Linked DNA regions of Homo sapiens: all the other regions are linked to region 1. Evidence: chromatin contacts called from ENCODE Hi-C or POLR2A ChIA-PET data. All regions are on one chromosome and are shown on one strand. The core of a region is the stretch at or near the end of the contact, and the rest is flanking DNA. Distances in the headings are between cores, read along the strand shown. Region 1 holds the start of MCCC2 (methylcrotonyl-CoA carboxylase subunit 2). Region 2 overlaps MAST4 (microtubule associated serine/threonine kinase family member 4). Region 3 has its middle 10 kb from the start of CD180. Region 4 holds the start of PIK3R1 (phosphoinositide-3-kinase regulatory subunit 1).

What was found. Hi-C counts contacts between places; a loop is a spot of excess contacts on that map. ChIA-PET counts read pairs that join two places held with the same protein, here RNA polymerase II (POLR2A). Pooled maps may share reads with other maps.
Region 2: a map of CD4-positive, alpha-beta T cell shows a loop between it and region 1 (6-fold over the local background). The contact joins the enhancer-like site here to the promoter of MCCC2 in region 1. A Hi-C loop is called at or near these places in 1 of 168 maps with a recorded cell type or tissue (CD4-positive, alpha-beta T cell). POLR2A ChIA-PET finds 5 or more read pairs at or near these places in 1 of 52 experiments (CD8-positive, alpha-beta memory T cell).
Region 3: a loop to region 1 is called in a pooled map, with 5 times the contacts of the local background. The contact joins the enhancer-like site here to the promoter of MCCC2 in region 1. A Hi-C loop is called at or near these places in 5 of 50 pooled maps.
Region 4: a loop to region 1 is called in a map of CD8-positive, alpha-beta T cell, with 14 times the contacts of the local background. The contact joins the promoter of PIK3R1 here to the promoter of MCCC2 in region 1. A Hi-C loop is called at or near these places in 2 of 168 maps with a recorded cell type or tissue (CD8-positive, alpha-beta T cell and naive thymus-derived CD4-positive, alpha-beta T cell) and 9 of 50 pooled maps.

What each region holds. Positions count from the first base shown.
Region 1 is chr5:71,583,784-71,589,606 of GRCh38, reverse strand. It overlaps MCCC2 (methylcrotonyl-CoA carboxylase subunit 2), which reads right to left and starts at 2,267. Exons shown (of 17, transcript NM_022132.5): 1 at 2,053-2,267. The coding sequence starts at 2,181. It overlaps LOC124900999 (a long non-coding RNA gene), which reads right to left. Exons shown (of 4, transcript XR_007058810.1): 4 at 5,353-5,823. RefSeq lists an enhancer at 1,822-2,608.
Region 2 is chr5:66,979,143-66,984,965 of GRCh38, reverse strand. All of the region lies in intron 4 of MAST4 (microtubule associated serine/threonine kinase family member 4), which reads right to left. Among named protein-coding and RNA genes, the nearest start is that of MAST4-AS1, 22 kb to the left of the region's middle. Within about 2 kb of position 2,824, at least 3 of the 41 ENCODE cell types and tissues checked have a DNase peak (open chromatin) inside an H3K27ac peak, as active enhancers do.
Region 3 is chr5:67,204,350-67,210,172 of GRCh38, reverse strand. No RefSeq gene overlaps it. Among named protein-coding and RNA genes, the nearest start is that of CD180, 10 kb to the right of the region's middle. RefSeq lists an enhancer at 2,824-4,023. Within about 2 kb of position 3,077, at least 13 of the 41 ENCODE cell types and tissues checked have a DNase peak (open chromatin) inside an H3K27ac peak, as active enhancers do.
Region 4 is chr5:68,213,230-68,219,052 of GRCh38, reverse strand. PIK3R1 (phosphoinositide-3-kinase regulatory subunit 1) reads right to left here and starts at 3,297. Exons shown (of 16, transcript NM_181523.3): 1 at 3,104-3,297. RefSeq lists silencers at 2,581-3,680, 3,901-4,120.

The sequences.
Region 1 (5,823 bases), core at 1,018-3,517:
CTTGCTTTGTCTAATGTGAGCACACATTAATTTCATCACATGCCAGCAAGGATTTTAAATCCAATTTGTGTTCAGCCTCTTGCTCCTGTGCCTTCGGCCATGAGAAGGGCATGTTTAATTCAGGGCTGCTCTTCAGCCTCAGTCCAGGAATGGGAAGACACATGGAGCAGACCTGAACCTACCCTGCAGTGGAACAGTCACAGCAGCAGCTAACCAAAGGCCACCAACACGAGTGAGAGATTAAGAAACAAAACAAAATCAAGTGAGAGACTAATATTTACTGTTGTGAGTTACTGAGATTTTTTGATTATTTGTTACACAAAGCGCAACCTAGCAAAAGGTGATTCATACAAAACCCATCACCAAAGCCTTCTTTGTATTAATGGCAGTTCCACCTAACTAAATATTCTGCCCAGTTGGAAACTCCAAAGTCATCCATTTTCCCCTTCCACTCAGTTATTAACTCTATAATCTTTGCTCCTCAGGTATTTATGCCCCCCTCCTACATACAACTCTAACTTTGACTCCTTCATCTCAAGACTCAACTCTCCACTGTCACCTAGGTCTAGTCTTTTCCCTATATCAATCCATCCTCCACATTGCCACCACACTGATGATTCTACCATATCCATAGGATCATGCCACTTATCTACTTAAATATTTTAATGGACAACCTGCCAAATGGAATCTAAATGTGGCTTTTGCATGGAAGATCCTCCTCTATCTGGCCCCATAATCAATCAATCCCATCACCAGACACTATTCAATGAATTCCATGTCCTAGACATGGAATTCAAGTCCTCACACCAGATATACACTTTCATAACTCAGTACCTATGTTCTTGTAACTCTCTTGGTTTATACAGTCTTACCTTCCATCCTGCACCCTGAACTTGGCCAGCTCTTACCCAAGATTCATCTCACCCATTACTTCCTATCGGTAGCTTTCTGTAACCACCTTCTCAAGCTTTAGACAACCCTTCTTACACTGTACCACAGTTACCTGCTTTCTTGTCCATCTTCCCTACAAAATTATTAGTTCCATTCCTACGCATCCATGCCAAATATCTAAAATAGTGCCTAGACCACAATAACCACTTAATAATTCTGAATTAAACATTCTGGACTGACAAACAATTGTGTGTTGTTTGCACTATTTAGATGTTATCTGTATAGGCTTAGAAATCGTGGGAACACAGTGAAATTTTCCAGCTCTGATATTTCGCAAGTTTTGAGTTTTTTGGCCTTATGATGCCTCCTAATTCCAAGAAAAGCCACTCAAAGATACTGTGGGATATTTTCTATTAACATAACCAACTTTTTTTTTTTTTTTTTTTTGAGACAGAGTTCGCTCTTGTTGCCAAGGCTGGAGTGCAATGGCACGATCTCAGCTCACTGCAACCTCCGCCTCCCAAGTTCAAGCGATTCCCCTGCCTCAGCCTCCCAGGTAGCTGGGATTACAGGCGCGCGCCACCATGCCCGGCTAATTTTTGTATTCTTAGTAGAGATGGGGTTTCACCACGTTGGCCAGGCTGTTCTCGAACTCCTGATCTCAGGTAATCCACCCGCCAGGGCCTCCCAAAGCGCTGGGATTACAGGCGTGAGCCACTGGGCTCGGCCATCATAATCAACTTTTAAACTCAAATTTCCTAAGCACAGCGCCCCTCGTTGGGCTGCTCTAGGCCAGTGGTTCCCAAAGCTGGCTGCCAAAAGTCCCCTAATGAGTTCACTAACAATATAAACACAGCGACTCCACCTGAGACCCACAAGGTCCAGAGTAGGGCTCAGGCAGCTATTCAGCTAGCTCCCCAGGTGGCAATTCTAAACCAGGCTTTAAGAACCACTGATTTCAAAGACACAAAGTACAGTGCCAGCTCTAAAAGTGAACTAAACTTTCTTGTATCTGTTAGGCTTTTCTTCTTCAAACTTCACGTGCGTCACAGAATCAACTGGGGCTCCGGACAAGAGAGCAGCAGTTGTTGAAGCGTGCCCCTCCTCCACTTGCTTCCTAGCCTGGCACCGGCGGCCAGGCCACCGGGGCGCTCAGCCTACCTGGTAGAGGGCAGAGCCCAAGTCCGGCTGGGTGCCCAGCGAGGCCACCGAGTCCCCGTGATAGGCGCGCGGCCCGGCGGGAGAGGCGCGGGCACACGGCCGCAGGGCTAACCTCAGGACGGCCCACATGGCGGCGGGCACCGAGCGAGAGAGCGGCCCACGCTGGCCTGGAGCCGGTGCTTTCCCCTGCCGCTTCCCTGGCTGGGGCGGAAGCTGAGCTCAGGTCCTTGCAGCCCCAGAGAAGGTTTCTCTGATTCTCAGGCCTGTCCACACACGTGCCTAAGCGCGCCGCCCGCGATTGGTCAAGCCGCGCCACGCCCCCTGACCCAGCCAATAAGGGACAGAGCCTCAGCCCCGCGAGGTCGCGTCTAGTCCCGAGCGCAGGAGAGCAGGTCTCCCCGGCGGATCGACCCTCACGAAGCGGTGCGGCAGTGAGAGAGCTGCGGTTGGGCTTGGATTGGTGTTGTGTTGACACAGCGATAGATAATATCACGATAGTGACTGTACCTAAGGCAGGAGAATAAGTCTGGAAGCAGGGAACCTAAGGCTGTCTCACGCTGACTTCCTAGAGCTAAACTGAAAGGAAAACCCTAACTTTCCATGCCTAAGTAACAAAAGGACCAAAGGCTACTCCCTTTGCAAACCCCCCCACCTTTTCCGCAGGGCAGATAGGAAATTGGCTGTCCCCGACAAATCAGACTTACTGCTGGTGGAGGCTTGCTTTGCCAAGTTTGAACCTTAACTCCAGCCTCTGAATGGTTGCTGTCCACAACCAATCAGACTGATTGGGGGTCCAGTCTTCGTTTGCATAGAAGTATAACTTTGTAATTTCACCCTAGCCTCTGACTGCTTGCTTCTTGCAACCAATCGGGTTTGAGGTGAGCATAAAATGGCCAATAGGAAACTTCTAGTGGGTATTTGGACCCAAGAAGATTCTATATCCGGGCCCTTGAGCTCTGCTCGGTCCGCTCCCACATTGTGGAGTGCACTTTCGTTTTCGGTAAATCCCTGCTTTCGTTCTTTCGTTGCCTTGTTCTTTCTTTGCTTTGCTGGGCGTTTTGTCCAATTCTTTGTTCACAATGCCAAGAACCTGGACAACTTGCAGTCACAACCCCCAGTGACACACCAACAACATGAGTGAATCGCATCTAACACGTGCTTGCGAACAGCACAACAAGCCTGTTGTCCTTTCACTGGAGACCTTAAACATTCTTCTGATTATTTTCGCTATGTAGTTATTTTTATTTTTTACTTTATTTCATTTTTTGAGACAGGGCCTCACTCTGTCGCCCAGGCTGCAATGCAGTGGCACGATCACAGCTCGCTGAATCCTTGACCTCCCACCTCAGCCTTTCCAGTAGCTGAGACTACAGGTTTGTGCCACCAAGCCCGGCTAATTTTTTATTTTTGTAGGGGTTTCACCATGTTGGCTATGCTGGTCTTGAACTCCTGGACTCAAGCGATCTGCCCGCCACAGCCTCCCAAAGTGCTGGGATTACAGACATGAGCCACCACACCAGGCACTATGTAGTGACAGATTGTGGACATCAGCACTGTGGTCTTAAATAAAGGACTCCAAATATACCCATAAAAATTAAAACATTCTATACAAAATGCCTTGAACTTAAGGTTTTTCATTCACATATTTATTGAGCACTTACTACTTCTACTCCATTGGTTGCTTAGTGGGGCAGAGTAAAGGGGGAGGATGGGGTAGAGAAAGGGTGCGTCTACACCTGGAGGTAAACTTAGGTTCAGACTTCAAGGTACTTATAAGAAAATAATACAAATGGCCACATGATTTCTTACTGAACTGTGTAGGACAGACATTAAAGGAACAGAATGCAATTGGGAAAGGGTTGCAGCTGAGCCTTGCAGAAGCGTTGAGAGTGGACTGAGCAATGAACATGGCCAGGCTTTGTGCAAATGGAGGAGAGCATGAGCTAAACTGCAAAGGTATGATTTACACTGTGCTTGCCTCCCATGGTCAACAGAAAAAAAGGCCAGTAAAAACTGACTTTTCATATGTATCAGGGTATCAGAAGAGAGGGTTTGATATTTTAATTGCCACACTTTATTTTTCTCTAAATAGTTCTTCAATGATGCAAAGTACTTAAAATCACCACCCGAAGACAGAAAAGACACAATAGGATATGATTCCTTGCTTTCTTTAAAAGTCATACCTGTTTTGGCCGGGTGCAGTGGCTCATGCCTATCATCCTAGCACTTTGGAAGGCCAAGGCAGGTGGATTATCTGAGGTCAGAAGTTTGAGAGCAGCCTGGCCAACATGGTGGAACCTCATCTCTACTAAGAATACAAAAATTAGCCAGGCATAGTATCACGTGCCTGTAATCCCAGCTACCTGGGAGGCTGAGGCAGGAGAATCGCTGGAACCCGAGAGGCAGAGTCTGCAGTGAGCCGACATGGCACCACTGCACTCCAGCCTGGGTGACAGAGCAAGACTCTGTCTCAAAAAAAAAAAAAAAAAAAGTCATACATGTTTCTTATTTCTTGTAACTTTTGTTACAAGAAGCTCTTTGGAAATGTATAATGTTCCCAGAACAGCTAAGTAGAAAAATGCAAAAGGTGAAGTGCAAATGCACAGAAGGCCAAAAGCAGTCACCTAGCATCTGTTAGTGTCCAGTGTCTCTCTACCCCACTATTGAGATTACAAGGAACATAATCTTTGCCATCTCTGATTTTTTAAAATAATGTTTTATTGAGGCCAGGAACTTGAAACTAGCCTAGGCAACATAGTGAGCCCATGTCTCTGAAAAATAAAAATAGCCATGCACAGTGGCATGTGCTTGTAGTCCTAGCTACTTGGAGGGTGAGGTGAGAGAATCACTTGAGTCCAGGAGTTTGAGGCTGCAGTGGGCCATGATCTTGCCAAGCACTTCAGCCTGAGTGACAAGAGCTAGACCCTGTCTCTAAAAAAAACAATAAAAATAAAATAAAAATAAAGTAAAATAATGTTTTTATTTTATTTATTTATTTATTTATTTTTCTGAGAGGGAGTCTCGCTCTGTCGCCCAGGCTGGAGTGCAGTGGCACGATCTCGGCTCACTGCAAGCTCCGCCTCCCGGGTTCATGCCATTCTCCTGCCTCAGCCTCCCGAGTAGCTGGGACTACAGGTGCCCGCCACCACACCTGGCTAATTTTTCATATTTTTAGTAGAAACCGGGTTTCACCGTGTTAGCCAGGATGGTCTCGATCTCCTGACCTCGTGATCCACCCACCTCGGCCTCCCAAAGTGCTGGGATTACAGGCGTGAGCCACCGCGCCTGGCCAAAATAATGTTTTATATAATAAAAATAAGAGAATTAATTGAAAAATGTAACCGCCAGGGCTGATCTCTGCAGCCTGGTGCGCTGCCTTTCATCTCACCCTCAGTTCCTTCCCATGCATTGCTCATTCCCATTGGCTGCCATCTTCCACTTGCTCTCCTTCCTTTATCCGCACCGTTCCCTCTGCCCAGGGCATCTTTCCACGACCAGACTTGTCCGTTCCATCTTCTCCACCTGGTGAGCCCATACACATCCTTTAGGACTTGGCTCAGGAATCTCCTACTCCAGAAGCCCTCCCTGACCCCACCTCATTACCTCTTTCTCCCTTCAACAGGCCTCTATTGTGGCTCGGGTCAGCACTTGTTGTTAGGGCTCATTTAGTTTCTCCAACTTGGGGTCTTGTCAGTGTCATCATTTATGGCCTATGCTGGGCATATTACAGACGCTAAATTTGTTGAATGAATACATAAAAAATAACTGCTC
Region 2 (5,823 bases), core at 1,575-4,074, 4.6 Mb after region 1:
TCCAGATTCCACATGAGTATCATATAAAGATCTCAAATTCAACACAAACAAAACAAAACTTTTAATTTTCTTCCACGATCCTGCTCCCCGCCCTCTCAAGTCTTCCCCACCTGTGTAAACAGAACCGTGATCTTCTGTTCATCCAGTGGACAATCTAGGACCCATCCTTGTTTTTGCTGTTTCCCTCAATGCCCCCCGCCCCGCCCCCATCCTCCAACTCATCCCTTGGCAAGCCCTACACATTTCCCCCTCAGAACACAGCCTGAATCCATCTACTTCTCTCCAATTTCACTATTTACCCCTGTAGTCCAAGGCAACATTCTCTCTCATTCTAAGTTACTTTTTGAGCTCTATCCACCCTCTACACAGAAACCAGGGAAACTTTAAAGAGGCAAATCAGATTATGTTATTACCCTACTTTACAATATCAAGTGTTTTCCACGTATACCTATGTAACAAACCTGCACATTCTGCACTTATATCCCGGAACTTAAAACAAAAAAATAAAAATATCAAGTGCTTTCTTTCCATCCTGCTTAAAGGAAAGCCCAATCTCCTTACTCCAACTTATGAAGTCTTGTGGACCTGGCCCTGCCTCTCTGCCCACTCATCCACATGTGTGCCCTGTGCCCACACCACTCTTCTTTAGCTTGCTTCTGCCCTGGGTGGCCTCTTTACTTGGGAGGCTTTTGCTTTGGTTTTCTCATGGCTGTTGCCTTCTGGTCATTTAGTTCCAGCTCGCATGCCACTCCTTCAGGAAGAAAGAAGCCATGGACTCCCCTGTTTTACTTCTCTGCAGCTCACTTGTCACTCCTCCAGTGTTTTTCTGGTTTATGTTACATCCTCTTCTCCAAATCCCTGCACCCCACTGGGATATAAGCTCCATGAGAGCAGAGACTTTCTCTATCCTGTCTGTCACCGTATCCCTAAAGCCTAGAACACAGCCTGGCTGGTGGTAGCTTCTCAAAAACACTTGCTGAAATGAAGATTGTGTGAATGAATACAGTGCCTCCTCTGTGTTACCACTAAGCACTGTCAGCCAAAAGATTTTGAGAGGCATGGTCCAGGACTTCTTTCTCTGTCCTCCTCTGTTTGAATTGAACAATATTTCACTCTGTAAACCCCACTATCTGAAGTCATAGGTTACATCTTTGTATTCCTTCAGGAGCTCCACCTCTACTAAGGCTTTGTGTAAAGTCATAACACTGGCATAAAACCTCTGTTGACAAATCACAACATTACACAATGAAATAACCAAATCACAACATGACAAAAGCAAATACCTCTAATCCCTCCCCATTCCCCTCCCCCTCAGTTTTGTAGAAACTATTTACTAATCATTTCCCCTGTGCCTGGTACTTAATGATCCTCAAACATGGAAAGATTAATGTGAACTTCCCCAATATACAGATGAGGAAACTGGCACTTAGAGATACTACACAAATAGCCCCAAGTCCCTTAAAGCAAGTGTCATGCAAATGGTAGGTTAAAATATCTCAGAGGGAGATCCAGGCATACTAAAATAACCTTCTCTTCACCATTAAAGCAGAATCCCAAATTCTAGCTTCTATCAAAATCATGAAAATGATCAGCTCCAAAGTCACACATACAGATTCTGGAACAAAGCTAAGGGATGGCCGTCTGTCATCATGGAAAAGCAGCTCCTCAGAAATAAGTGACATTAACTATTGTCTCCAAAACTAAATCTATGCATTGGTTTGACCAGGGATCTCACCCACAAATGCTGCCTAGAGCAGAAACTGACTACTTCTGACATTTCATATCCTCCTAATGAAGAAGGTACATATAGGTATGATGAGCACAAGAAAAGCTCAGTGGCAGCAAAGGGTTGGAACTTGAAACCATGTATCTACCTCCACGAAATGAAGTCAGCTACATAGTCAAGGCAATATTCACCACTTAGCTTCCTAAATAAAAATCCTATATAAATGCTATGTGCTCAATAAAAGCTATAACTCTCCTGATGAATGGGGCAGCATTCCTTGATATCTATTTTAGTGTAATTCAGATTGATATGAAAACTAAATCCAGCTAGACAATGAACCCTGTATAGTTGTGTAAATTAATCACCAGTAAAAGGGCACCACGCTCCAACAGTGGTTGCAGGCTGGCAACCTCCTTCGAACAAATTGCAAATAGGCACTTTAATGAGGGAGAAAATATGAGGTAACATAACTGTAGTCAAATCAGTTCCTACAGGAGGGAAAGCACATTAACTGATGTGCTGATATCCGCCGCCAGAATATCAGCTAGGGAGAACAAAAGGCTGTCAAAGCAAGATGCTGTTACTAAGCCAAGGCAGCCCAGGGTATGGGCTTAAGCTGCAATATGACATTCTCAAGGGGAACATGAGTTTTGTTTCTAATGTCAGCTCTTTAAGTGCTTTTTATTGATGTCATTGTTTTAGGATGTGCTAGTTATCCCTGACTACCAACAGGAGATTCTAATAGATTGTCACGGTGGCTTCAGAAATACACACTTTAATAAATAAATATTCTTTTATGACATAATTTTCCTAGTTAGGCAGGTCATGGTGTCCAGACACATTCAGATCACTCGATATTACATCTCTAAGTGACCCTCCATGCCAAGTGAGACACTTTACCAAATTGTTATTAGAATCGACTTTAGTCTCCCTAAGTAAGGAAAAATGGAGAAGTTAAAAGAAAGCACACACTCTCAAACACAGGATGCTCATGTTTCAGAATGGGATAAGGCCGATGATGTAAAAGGAAAAAAGAACATGTCACCTACAGAAAGCTGAGATGTGCAAGGCCATTATACAGGAGCAGACTGGATCCTGGCCTTGCCACTTCCTAGTTTGTAAGACTCCGGACAAGTTAATCTCTCTCTGTAAATCCTGATTTCCTCATCTTTAAAATAAGAATAACATCATCAAACAACTCTACCTATTCTACCTATTCCCACAAAATTGAGGCCTCAAATCACTTTATGGCTGCCTCAAACACAATAAAAAATCATGGGATAAAGTTCAAATAAACAAAGAGTAAGAATGATCTCATTGGGTTTTTATGAGAATCAAGAGTTTGTGTGTGAGAAGTGTCCTCAAATTAGAGAGCACTTAACAATTACTGAGCCAACTGATCTTGGCAGAGACACTGAGTTTTTAATGCTCCTCCAGAAGCAATACTACTTTACAGCCCTCAGAATCAAAGTGGGTCAGAGCCTCTCTTGAAAAATGAAATCTCAAATTTAAATGGGGCAAAAATAAGCTTGGCCCTAGTCTGCATTCTCTGTCAAAAACCCAAATCTGTTTATAGGGCTATGAAATTCATGTTCTCCAAGAACAACAAACTAAGGATGTTTTTAGAAGCATCTGAAGCTTCTGGCCAATTTCTGACAAAATAAATTCAATGCAACTCTGCCAGTTTCTGAACTCAATTTCCATTGGCAAATCCCTGGCGCAGGTGCTGCCATCCCCACCCCCATCCTTCCATCACCGCAGTAAATACTGCTGATTGATTATACAGTTTTCAGCCACTAAGTCCCAGACGGAGCCTCAGAATCTTTCTCAACACAAAGTTCTGAGTGGATGTGGTCAGAAAGTATCTATTATTAGCCATTCCTAAAGTAGAGAAACGAACAATTGACTGCATAGTCCAATGTCTTTCCAAAACAAATTTCTATTTTGAGCGGATAATTTCCAATAAATAAGAACATTATTAAATAGCTGTATTCATCAAATCAATATATTCAGCTATTTCAGATAACATTTTGCAAAAAAAATCCCACTTGGAGGCTTAAAAATAAGTGGTGCCACTCAAAGTCACATGTTTTACCATATTATGAGGTAAATGGAAAAGGCACAGGGTTACAAACTTATGACTTTAAAATTTCTATGCCCAAACGATCTCTCCCATACTCCACTGTGCAGAGCTTTGGAGTCTCAGTCCAGCACTATTTTTTCTTTAGCATAGTCTTTATTCTTTCATGAGAAAAAAAAATGTCCTGATCAGCTAACATCCCTGCAGTTCACTTCCTCGGGTAAGAGGGGGTGACTTGTTACTGCCAGTCCTCAGGCTCTTTGCCAACGTCAGAAGCAGAAGGCTCTCTTCTTGACTGCCCCAGAATACCTACACTTTCTAGGCCCAGCCAGAGCATTTATTCTAAAACTGAAGATTCCTTGGAAATGATCGAAATTAGGTGGAGAAGAGTGATAACTGAAAGGCAAAGAGAGACACGCTACGTAAACATTATCTCTGAGTTCTGGCCCTAGATGAATTAGATCATTGCTGGAAAGCAATATTCTTGCAACAAACACAGAACTTACAACCTTCTTTGTTGAACCATACTAAAAAGGACTCGTTTAAAATATATTTTCACCCTTTCTGATGAATTGAGGTCATCAGCCATTTCACGAAAGATTTCTTGTAAAATTCCACGTGAGGACAAGGCATAGAGCTCCAAAACCACACATGGTTTCTTTAGTCAGTGGGATCAATCCTGTTTCCCTTTTAGCTTTGACTAGCAGAAACTTAGCTAAATTCAGACCTCAATTAGATTAGTTATCTTACTCAAGTGCCACATAAAAGTATCTTAGAGTTTGAGGTCTTGCTTATCCTTTTTAACTAATTTCATATATGTTTCTATTGTAAACTACCTTAAATCCTTTTCAAAGGAGGTGGGTATAAGTGATGAACACACAGCCAAGTGTGAGGCGTTGTCATGCATCTAGCATTGTGGCTGCAGCTGGCTCTACTCACCAGGCCATCCTTGACCCCTGGGGGACTTATCTCTGGCCAGATATGTACATCTCAGCCACCGCAAGAGACAGTAAATTTCATCTACTCCCCCAGCCCAGCTATTCAGAACTGATAAAACATTTCTTTATATCCAAAAAGAATTTTGCATCCAGCAAGTAGCTTGAAGTTAGGAAGGCATATATTCTTCCTCAGATAACTTCTACACACAAAAATCTTGCAATAATAGTGGTGCCTGAGGATTTTCCCTCGACAAATTAAAGATGACATCATTCAGAATTGTTCTGCAAAATTTGGTCAGATCCATAACAACTGTCTGTACTCGTATTAGGCAGACAGTTCTGAGTTAAATGTATTCTATACACATGTGAATTACACACTTAATGACTGTGAGCCACGGGGCTAGAAGAGCTCCAATAACCATTGTTTCTCACAAAGTTCAATGACATTTTCTAAAAATATATGTAGAGCACCTGCAAGGTGGACAAATTATTGCCTGAAATTTCTGGAGTGTGTCTGGAGTGTGAAAAGGACCTCAAAAGCAAGCTCATTTGGTCTCTTGACAGCCAGTTTGATGTATTAACGACATTCAATTCCAGTAGCCCAATCCTAGTAGTAGAAAGAAAAAACAAATGTGTCCCTGCCCCACAACCAAGGATCATTCTCTAGCTTCTGGGGCATCTCTAGCGGATCTAGAGGGTGAACCCAAATTGGACCTTAAGGCCATTCAGGTGTTTCTCCAAAGCAGAACACCAGGCTTACTCCCTAGTTAACTGAACTCAAGAAATCTCAGTTGCAGGTTGCAGCTGAACATGCTTCCCCAAACTAATGACTATTTTTTTTTCTTAGTCCAGACCTAAACCACAGGAACAAGGAGCAAGGTGGATTTTGCCGAGCATCTGCCCCCGCTACTCACAATTTTAAAGAGGACTCAGTGTCTCTGTTGACACCTCCTACACCTTCATCTACATTATATATGAAGTTCCGAACATTCTCCCTAGGGTGCATCTCCAACAGCAGGCTGGACCTTTCTACTTGGCTGCTGTGCCATCATTTTTAGGTTCGATATTACTAACCATAG
Region 3 (5,823 bases), core at 1,828-4,327, 4.4 Mb after region 1:
CCAGGTGATCCCAATGAGTGGTTCCGGGGATTCAGAGCACACTTGGAAGGTGTGGCAGGGCATCCAGGTGCATGTGCTGGCACATGGAGAGGTAGGTTTGAAGGTTTGGTGGGTGTAAATTAAGGAATTCCTAACTTCAGCTTTCTATTTCCAAAATTCAAGGCAAGGTCATATACTAAGCATGTGCTGAACATGTATGGAAGAAGGGGGAGGCTAAGGGGTGAAGAAACGTAAAGATGACACAGTTCATCCTGAGAGTGGAAAAGGGAAGATGCCCCATCTGGAGAACTATGGCAAGAATGCCGGGCAGACTGGGAGTTTATAGCCATGCCATCCGGCCATTCATTCCCCTGACAGTTGTCAGACAGATACCAAACTAGGGGATGGGGCTCAAACATAAGAAAGACATTGTCCCTGACCTCACAGATTTCGCAGTTCAATGGAGGAGGGACACATATTAACAAACAGAAGATTCAGGTGCTACAATTGAGTCACACAAGAGAAATTGGGAACTCTAACCCTTGGGGAGACAGAAGCCATCTCCTCGGCACATAGGATGCTCCTGAGACGTGCTCCTTAATCTCCAAGCACCTTACTGTTGTGGGAAAACAAAGGGAGATACAGCTCAGTCCATATCCTCCAGGGATCGCTAACGCAGCCCCAAAACAGTTATGACACATCAGCAGCACCGTGCCACATGGGGCCTCCAAGCAGGAGAAAGTCTGGAAGGGCGGCAAGACTGAGGTCAACACGAATTTTCAGGTGGTAATCTTCAAGTGACATTCAGAAAGTGGTCACTAGGTGGCAGGGTTAACATTTGCAAAATAACTCCTGCCACTGCCTACCGTGTAGGAATGAACCTGACAACACTCCATGCCAAAAACCCAAGCTTCCAGGCCTGCCTGCAGTTTGCTGTGCCGAGGTAGCCAGCAAGAAGAGTAATCAGTCAATGATGATTTCAGGTGGCTGTTTAATCTGAACTCACTAGCCCGTGTTTTTTTGGTTTCATTTCTCTCCAGTTCATATGTGCCTCTTGAGCACTTGAAATGTAGACTGAGAAACTGAATATTGAATTTTATTTCATTTTAACTTGTTTAAACATTAAACATTATTACTCGATTCAGTGGTTGAAAAACTCTTAAGTGTGCCTGGAACAACTTGGTTATGTCAATCTAGTTTTTTGGCTATGAATTTTATGAAATCTAAATACGGATCAAATATTTCCAATGAAAATATAGGGCCAAAATTGAGATGTGCTGGAAATGTAAAACAAGCCCTGGATTTTGAAGACATAGTATAAAGTTAGAAGGTGAACATCTCATTAATATTTCACATCAGTTACATTGATTTTATATGATTGCAATAATATTTTGATATATTGAGTTAAATAAAATATATTCCTGAAATTAATTAATTTTTCACTTTGGGGCAGGGAGGACTGCCATGTCATTTATTAAGAGAAAGCAAAATGAAGCAAGGAGCTGCTCTGGGAACACACAGGGTGATGGCACAAGAACACAATAGCTAGTGTGTCCCACAGTCCCGGAGGCCCCTGCCCGCTTCCTCCACCAGGGCCTGCCCAGGGTCTCAGGGTGGCCTCCCTACCCTGCTTCCCTCCAGACCCCTTCCATCCCCTTGGAAGGGCATCCTCCCTCCTTACAGGGCCAGGTATTTTTCTCTGGATTTAACCAGACAACGACATTTTATTTTCTGTTCATCTCCTCCAACCACCCAACTCCCACCTCCTCCCACTTCTCTTCCCTGCCTCCCTTTTGACTGAAGAATCCCTGCTCCCTTGGTCTTCCAGTGAGGCCGCAGTGACTAAAGGGGACCCCTTCCCATCCACTCATCCCCACCCTGGTCCAGTTTCCCAGACCCCGATGCAGTTGGTTGTAAATTCTTCCAGGAGCTGTTTTCTGTCTCCTTTTTGGGAATTTTTTTAAAGTAAAAAACTTAAAACAGAAGTTTAAAAAGCAAAATGTGGAAGAAGAAAGCAATGACAGATTTGTTTCGTGGTTTTTTTTTTCTTTCTAAGGTGGGCTACTAGAAAACTTACAGTTGCATATGTGGCTCCCATTTCTACTGGGCAGTGCTGCTCAGAAGGATGTGCAGGGTTCGCCCAGGCAAGGAGACCCATGTTTAAGGAGATGACAGAGGCTGGGAGAGCACTGCCTAAGAGAAAGCCTAGGGGACGAGGCTGGGATGGGGTCACAGAGCATCGGGCTGGCACTCTCCCACCTCGCTCTGCCCTTGACTCCGACTATGACTAAATGGACATTTTTCATGGGCAAGGAAGGAGACAGGATTAAAAGTTTTCTTCAAAGCATTGGGCAAAACTGGTTGTTTTGGTGGGTTTTTTTTCCCTTCTTCGGGCTTCCCTGATGCCTTCTTTCTCTTGTTTGATCTCTGGGGCCAGACTCCCTAGGTTCAAGCCCCAACCCATCCATACAGTGAATGACCTTGGGCAATTTACTTAGCTTCCTTGTGTTTCTTTGCCTAGAAAAGACTACTCAGAGTCTAGGCATAGGATTACATTAGTTTGCATCTCTAAAATACTTAGAACAGTACCTGGCAATAGTAAGCACTATGTGCTAGATACTCATTTCTCAGACAAGAGGGGGATAAAAGGTAAATTTTAATGAGCTTTCTTATGAAAATGGTAAATGCTTCATATTCTATTAATTTAAAAAACATCAGCAACCTTCCAAATTCAATTCTGCTGATGAAAGTATATGTATTTTTTTTTAAAAGATGACAATCCAAAAAAAAAAAAGGTGCATCTATTTGGGAAGTGTGGGCCATGGCCAGGCTATTTTCTTGTTAGAATTCTGGATTGGGAGCAGGCCATCTCCTGCCCTGGAAAACAACCAGCTCTTCAAGAATCCAGCTCCACTGCACCCACACAGAGCTTGAGGCCTGGGGATAGCAGGTGCCTTAACCGCTTGTCATAGGTCTGAATTGCAATGGAGCTCAGTCATTTCCCGTATCAGCACACCATTTTGACTTCACATTTTGACCTCTCCAGAAACTAGCAAACCGCAGTGCCCCACCCAGCTGTACAGGTTTCTCTGAAAAACCACAGCCTAGGCTATCTCCAAATCAATTCTGAGAGTAGTTTTGTCATGACTGACTCACTTGAAGCAAACATTTTTTGTCATTTGTTCAGTTTCTTTATTGACTCTTGACTATTTAATGTGCATGTTTCAAAGTTACAAGTCAGCCTCGCTTTATACAGCCAAGATATGTGTAGTTAAATTTTTAAAAATCAAGTCATCAAAAAACTTGCACCACGTTTGTTACAGTTGAAAGAAATTCTACAAGGAACTCTAGTCTGTGAGCACAGTCACAAATAATATGAGTCCTTTGATAAATTAATGTTTATCAGTTCTACAAATTAAAAGTGTTATGGTAGATTTGTTTAAAGCAAATTAAACTATATTTAGAAGGTGGGAACAGAAATTTTACAATTTCCTCTTTTTACTTCTTTTTTTGTTTGTTTGTTCATTAATTATAGACTGCAACAGGAACTACAGTAGTTATGTTCCAACGAGAAAAACTATGCTAGAATTTGAAACTAGAATGTTAGAATATCACCATACTTGGCCATTGCTGATGGCATCTCTCTGTAAGGACTTTTTCGCTACCTTGATGTCTGTTTATGGCTGGTCTGATCATGGTATATGCTTATTCTGCCATATAAACTGGATTTTTTCTCTGGTTGAAAACCCAAGACACACCAGTTCTTAGCTTCTTATTTTCTTCTCCATAGGCTCCATATCTTGCATCTCATTTGGGGAAAAAGTCAAAAAGCTAGATTTGCCCTACCTCAGAGGTGAACTGCCTACCACATTGGCCAATGTCAGGGCTGTGGGGCATGTCACATCTCAGGGGGCTGGAGCCCACCACTCCCTGACTTACCTCCTACAAACACATCCCACGGTGCCTCAGCTGGACACTAGGTCCCAGACCCTGAACTGGAAGAAGCTCAGAGCCGGGATCTCAGGCAGGTTTCCTCTTTGATGGTGCTGGCTGCTGAGATGATCAGGCATCTGAGCAACCCCAAGGACTCAGATGAGTGGGCCCCAACGAGACACTGAGGGAAGAAAACAAATGGGTGCTACCTGGGCCTTCCACAGACCAAGAAAGATGATGATCCCACAGAAACAAAGTTCTGGTGAATGAGGAACAAATGGGAAGGTATGACAATGAAAAGCCACAGCTTAAAGTGAGGTTCAACAATAAAAACGAATATAAAAATCTGAGGGGATGAAAGCTTAAAGAGGCCCAATTAAAGCAAGAACTGAATGCTGACCAAACTGGCCTTACAGGAAAAAGACTTTCAGAAAGAAAATGCAATCGAAGTGAAATGAACGACAGGCAAAGAAACAAATGCAACCTATAAAAATCAAAGAAAAATAATGAAGATGTGTTTTCCTGAGCACGGAGGTCACAGGGATTGAGCAAGGTTTTGACCAACTCCCCATCAATCTCCACATAATAAAGTGATAGATTTCTGCGACTGGGGCTGGTTTGGTTTTGTTCTTAAGTCAGAAATTATAGTTGTTTCCAGATCTTAGGCTAGAATCGAAAACTTGGGAAACACTCGGTATTTTTTATTATTTTGAAATTAAAACTCCCAAATGTAAATTGCCCCAAACTAGCAAATCTCAAAAACCTAAAAATCTTACATATGTTCCAGCCATGCAGGAGCTGAAAGAGAACTATTTACAATAGTTTTGATCAGTGTTATTTATAAAATGGAAATCTCACGAGTCTACTTAGAGCAAGTAGCACTTTTCTCTGGGGAAGTTATTGGGGAAAAGCAAAGCATTTTAGTCCCAGCTATACCAAATTTGGTGGCTTTGGGCACTTATTGGAAGGATCCAAACTCTGCTTTAAAATAGAAACACGTATGTGAGACTCAAGTCATCTCTAGAAAGATGTTTAGAAAATATGTGCAAATGTTCAGATATTGCCACAATAAAAACCCTCTGCCGAATCTTAACCATTTACTTCTAGTTCCCAAGCTCGTCCCCGAGCCCCTTCATATTCTACCCAGGGCACTCACATGCAGGATGACTGCTGGAGATCTTATGTGATTGGGGAGAGCCTCCCTCACAGGAGGAAGAAGCCTCAATAAGCAGAGATTGAGTATGCATATCTGGCAAGCCACCTTAATTAGCTTCTTCATATGTACAAACATTTCCTCACAGCCCTACTTAACGATCAGCGGTCATCATGTGCCCTAATTCAGAGACTCTGTATCAGCAATAAATTGGGCCTGGGGCAGCCTCCTCCTGCCCTGTCATTAAAGAGTCCTATTTACTGTGGCCTTTGCAGTCACTCCATCTCCTTAGCACTGGAAAGTCACTACAGCTTGCAGTGTTTACTTTGGTGGTCAACAGCAATAGGCACTCAGTGGTCCCGGCAGTAGCTCAGAGCCCATAGATTCTGTGCAATTAAGAAAATACAGCTGCATGAAGTGAGGAGTGGCCCATGGGCCTGGGGACCAAGTCAGCATGTCCTTGGCATTTACTAAGTCCAGATGTCTTTATCTTCTGGGCAGGAAGTCAGAGCCTGTCCAGATGGCATCTTGATTGCTTTTGGCCCAGCTGATTAAATTTCTAAGGCTGACATCTCTTCCAAATACCCTCTCCATCCTATGAAATGTGGTTGTCAGATAAGTGCCAGAAAGAATCCCCAGAGAGGACTGCAAACTGGGAGGGCCTGAAGGCAAACCTGAGCGCCTGAGAAGTCCGCGCTGAACACATTTCCTGCCATATGGCTGGGGTTCTGGGATTCTTTCCACTACAAGCCAGGGGA
Region 4 (5,823 bases), core at 2,048-4,547, 3.4 Mb after region 1:
CGTTAATTGCCACTCTTTTAAGCAAGTAACTCCATACAAGTATTGGCAGAATCATGGCAAGTAATCACATTAGGGCATTAGGGTGTACGTAAAGGAGGCATGGGAAAATGCAGTAAATGATATGAATACTTTGAAAATTAATTAAAACCTAGGTTTTGATAAAAAGCTGTGATATAATTTATATTCTGCTTTCTAAAGTAAAAACTAACTTGATAATTCCTTCCATTGATAACTAACTTTCTAGTCTTCCAGGGCTTCATTAAAATGCTTCATTCTCTTGCCTTCACTTGCAAACCCTGTGCCCTGCAAGAGGGAGAGCTGGAGGAGCTCATATGAAACATACAATATCTTTTGCATTGTGTATGCCTTGACGTGAGAGAATTCCAAAACCCAACACAAACATTATCTCAACTGGCTATATTCTACTTGAGCATAAAAATCAATTTTTTTTCAGCCTGCTCATTCACCATCTCTTTATTCAATAAAACATGTATTTTGCAAATCACAAAATGCAAACACAATAAAAGCTGAACTAGAATTGTTCCTATTTTAATGATCATGTGAACAATCTTTCAGAGTAGATGCCTTTTTACAATACTCCCCTGAACGACCAATATGTTGATTGAACATATCAATTTAGGTTGATATGTTCAATCAACATATCAACCTAAAAATTATATGACAGTCATGGAAAAATGTAAAGAAATGGCCAAAACTTTTAACAGTACAAAATTTGGGTTAGTTTGAGTAGGTTTGCATTTACAATTCAAAGTCCTTCAAAAATCACGTTAGGTGAAACTGACATTACCAAAAGATAAACGCATACCACCATCATCACTGTCTATAATCAAAATATGTATTCCTATAACTTATTGTTCCACTTCTGTTTCCCAGAACCAACTTTATTCTGTGAGGATTTCCTGCGCTTAGTATATTTAAACTCAAGAAATCGCTAAAGAAAAAACATTCAATAAATGGGAAACAAAATGCTTTTTACACTGACTATACAGCATCATGGATAGGAAGAGACTCACTGATATCATTATTTTTAAAAAGCAGATAAAACATCAAATAGCAGTGTGTACACTGCAGAGTTCTGTTATGCAACTAAGAACAGGTCCCAAGTCAAGATGAAAGTTAAAAGTAAATGCACATTACACTTTGCAAGCCAGTATCAGATACATTAAACTTTCTCCCAATCATAAAAATCTATCCACTTCTCTGGAAAAAGTAATATGATTATCTAGTACCTACCTGCATATAAAAGCTGAAGAGGCAAGCAGTGACAATACCCAGCAGTTCTGCAAGGCAGGGAGCCTCCTCCACTGGCCTTTCCAACTTAAACCTTAACTCTGAACCAACATTTCTTCCCAAACTTTAGCCGCAGGCACGCGCGCGCACACACACACACACACACACACACCCCCACACATTACTCTTATTTTCTTTATACTGGTCAAAAACACTTGCTTCCTAAAGTTTAATCAACTTTTGCACCTAAGAAAACTCTTATCTGCTTTCTTCTAAACGGTTTTTCAAGAACAGTGTAATCTGTCAAAAAGTTGTATAGCTAGTGAGTTGCTTTTTCTTCCTTTTTCAATGTTAAAAGATACTTGTGGCCTTCTGTGCAGAAGTCACCAAATTCCTAGTAATTCAAACTGTGACAATCTAATATTCTAATAACCTGCTTAAGAAATGAACCTGTCTGCCCACTCCAACCCTTCCTAGCTAATATCTAACCATCTTTAAGGTTGCCAAAACGTAACAGAACTAATGAAGCATTAAAATATAACTCCACATCAAGCCTTGACCAATAAGCTCTGTGAATATCCCTCCTGATTACTAAAACTTGAGCCTCATCACACCAAAATGACAATCTTATGTTGCATTCAAAACCCGGAACTGCTTTATCCATTGGTACTTCGCACTGGCTGACAAAGAGGAAAAGAAGAGAAAAAAGAAAAAAAACCTAAAATCATGAAGCCCCCAAATAAAGAGCAGACTCACACTCGGACACCAACAGCGCTGCAGCTCAAGGGATTAACGGTGGAAGTGAGACCTTTCCGATATTAATAGCGCCCCGGGAAACAGAAGAATTCCCCCAAACCCAGTTGACACACATTCTGCATTCAACACGTAACAGCCATTCTGCATATATCCTTGCATTTCAGGCTCCAATTCTGGTTATCAAAGTGTATTTCTGTACAGGAGTGCCTGGCCAGAGGTTTTCTGTTCTCTTTGTCTTGTGATCTGAGGGGCAGTTTCTGAGCTTAGGTTAGAGCTGTGGTTTCCAGAGAATTGCCCACGATATTTTAGCTCCGGGTTGCAGGCTCCCTGGCTCTCCCCAGCCGGCTCCATATTGCTGGGCAGGTCCCTCCCGCCTCGCCCCACGTTCCAAAAGCTGGATTTCCGGGCGGTTCCAAGACCCCACTAAATATGCCTCCAACAACCTGCCCAAGCTTGGCTGGCAATAAACGCTGAGTTAGGGCCCCAGCGACCAACCGCCCCGAGGCGCACTTCCCCCACCCCGGAAGAGGAGGGCGGCAAACTTCGGAAGGCGGGGGTTAGGGGACGAGCTCCGGGGACCACCGCCGCCTCGCCCGCCCCGGGAAGGGCCCGGGCAGCGACCCTGGCTGCAGCTGGAGGGCCACGGGGGAAGGGAGCGCTCCTTCCCGCAACACGAAGGCAGCGGCCAGGGCGCTCTCCTCCGGTGAGGGGCCCCGGAAAACTGCAGCAAGGCGACAGCGGGGACCCTCCGAAGTGTGCGGTGACGGAGGGTGGGAGGAAGCCCGAGCTCGTCGGCAACTCCGGGGGCAAATGCGACCGGCGGCGTGCAGGACCAGCTCGCAGGAGGACGGGGGAAACGGGAGTCAGGATGGCGGGGATCTCACAGGACGCCGGCCGCGCGCGGGGGTAGTGCTGCCCGGCGGCCAGGAGATGCCGGAGGCGGGGAGGGCCGGTGGCCAGCCCGCTTCCCCCCGGCGGGGCTCTGCAGAAGGAGAAGCCGCTGCCAGTGACAGGAAGAGAGTCGCGGCAGCCGTGCACACATGCACCGCCTCCCCCGCCCGAGCACACACACCCGGGGCTGCTGCTGCCTACCTACCCCGCCCGCCGGCTTCCTTCCTCTGCGGGGCCCGCGCTGCAGCGGTGGCCTCCTGCCCGCTCGGTTCCGACCGGCCTCCAGCCCGGCTGCGACCCGCCGGCCGTGCCCGATCCGTGCTTGCCGTCTCCGACAGCTAGCCTGCCGCCCTCGCCGCTGCCGCTGCTTCCTCCAACTCCGCTCCAGCTGCTGGCGACTCCTCTCCGTGCGCCCGCAGCTCCAGCGCCCGGCGCTAGCCCCGCCTCCGGCCCGGCCCCGCGCGCCCCGCCCCCGAGCCCACACCAACCAGAGCCCGCGGCTCCGCCCCTTTCCGTCCGCACGGCTCGGGCCTCCGAGCCGGCGGCTGGCAGTGGGGGAGCGAGCTCAGGCCTGGCGGACCCTTCCTGCCACCGCCCTCGCCTTCCGCCCCCCAGCCGCGGGGATGCCCCGGGCGGCCGTGCCGCGCGCTGCCTCCGCTGCGGAGTGCTCTGGCTCTACACGTCCCGGGCCCGCCCGGCTGCTGGGCGTCTCCCAGCGCAGAGGCGGAGGGGTTCGGGGAGGTCGAAGACAAGTTCAGACCTCCCTGGAGGCTGGCTGCGTCTCTAATCCGAGTGTCTTTCAGCCAACCCCAGGCTTTTTCGAGCCCCTAGCGCCCCAGCAGAGTGGCTGGGGTGGGGAGGACTCGGATTCCAGAGCTCGCCAAAGCGGAGAGGCCCTGCAATTCCTGGTCTCGCCAGCACTGCCTTCCGAGTGGGCGGAAAACCCGCGGCACCCGCCTGGCGCTCCGGGGGTGAAGGAGGGGTGAAAGGGTGAACCGGAGGGACGGGCGCCCGCAGCCTGCCGCTGGCTAACTCCGGCAGCCTGGCACCGCCGCCTCCGGGAGCCAGGCGGACCCGCGAGAAGGGAAGAGAGTTTTCTGAGGGCGTACGCTGGCTGATGGCTTCTAGTCCTGAGATGACAGAGCAAATGGAGGTCACTCAGGCAGACCACGGGCCCCTCGGCGTTCGCGGAGTCGGGGGCGGGGTTGGCGGGGGGTGGGGTTGGCGCGGGCGGGGGGGGCGGGGAAGCGCAGGTGAATTACATTGTCTCTTAAAGGTGTTAGTTTTGAAATGCATATTCTTCAAGTAATAATTACCTAAGTTGCTCCAGAAAAATTTGATGTTGGTTCAAACCTTCCACTGATGGTAAGATGGAATGCCAGCACCACGTGTGCCACTCTTTCATATTAAAACATGTGAGAATCTGCTTCCTAAAAGCTCTTTCCAGATTCTCCTTTCTGCAGCTTAAAGCCCTGCACCCGCCCACCCTGTTTGCCTAAAGCCCTTTTATAGTTCCCTCCCAGTTTCCTTGCAAGAAAACTCTTAAAAACAAACACACAAAACCTAAGCACTTGGCCTCTGTAAAACGTTGAATTTGGTGGTTTATTCTTGTGGACGTTGGAAGTAGAGGGAAGAACGTCCTAAAATTCATCGCTTATCCTTAAAAAATATCATTTTTAAAGGTGACTCACCTAACAGAAAAGTAAGCTCCACTTTAGGCTATTCAGACACTGGTGTTTCTATTATTCCAAGATGTCTCTTGCAGAGGCGACACAAAAACAGGCAGCTACCCACATCATGTTTAAGAATACACTTTATCTGAAAGCAAATAGGAAATTTACCAAGGTACCTTCTTCACACCTACTGTGTGAAATGAAGGACTTCATGCATTCTCTGTCTGTAAATGGAATGATATACCTTGCCTTGCAGTAGAATTACTTTGATCCAATCCAATAAGCTGAGATGAAACTGCTGTGACCTTCCCAGTATTTCCTTTAGGTTCCGCTCTGAACAAACTCTAACAGTGAAAACCTTGCTAGTTATCTCCTTCTTCTGGAGATAGCTGGAAAGAGTCTTATGCACTATTGCAGTGGGATTCTGTTCACCCGCAAACCTAAAAACAATAAAATTCCCAAATGCACCTCCTCATTTAGACACAGTCTTTAGTAATTTATTTCCAGCATACATTGTATTTCCTTTACGTTTTTTCATCATAAAGAGTGTCCCAAGGGAAGAAAATAAGGCTCTCTTTTCATATACTAAATAAATTCAGTATTTCATTTGTTTTAAACTGATGATATCTCCCCATATCACTAGTATTAGCATTTTTATTTATTTTCACCTTCAATTGATTTCTATGAAACAAAAGCAAAGGCAACAAAACAGCAGTATTCAAGCTTTTTTAAAAATAATCTTTTTATTTAATAAAATCTAGTCTAGAATCCCCAAATACAACTATAAGATAAGAAGTCATGTAACAAGACCAAGAGGCCCATTGCACCACCTCCCTTCCTTCTGTCTAGAACCTCTGGATCCTTGGACTAGAAACATCTGGATCTCCTGAGAATTTGTTGGAAATTCAAATTGTCCTCACTGAATCAGGAATGCTGAGGGTGGAGCCTAGCAATCTGTATTTTAATAAGCTCTCCAAGTGATCTGATGCATGCCCTATGGTTTCAGAACTATTACTCTAAGGCTTCTGGAAACACTGATTGAAAACCTCTGCAATAAAATACTCACATTAAGTACCCAAACACCATGGTTCAATCAGTAATGGCCAAACTGTTGGCCAGCAGGTAGTGACACCAGCAAGGAGCTCGAAATAGCAGAAGATGTACAATTTGCAACGAAAGGGGTGATACAGGGGTGTCACATACAAGGCATAAGAAGTCAAGGACCCCCCAATGTCAAGAAAGGCTGAGTAGC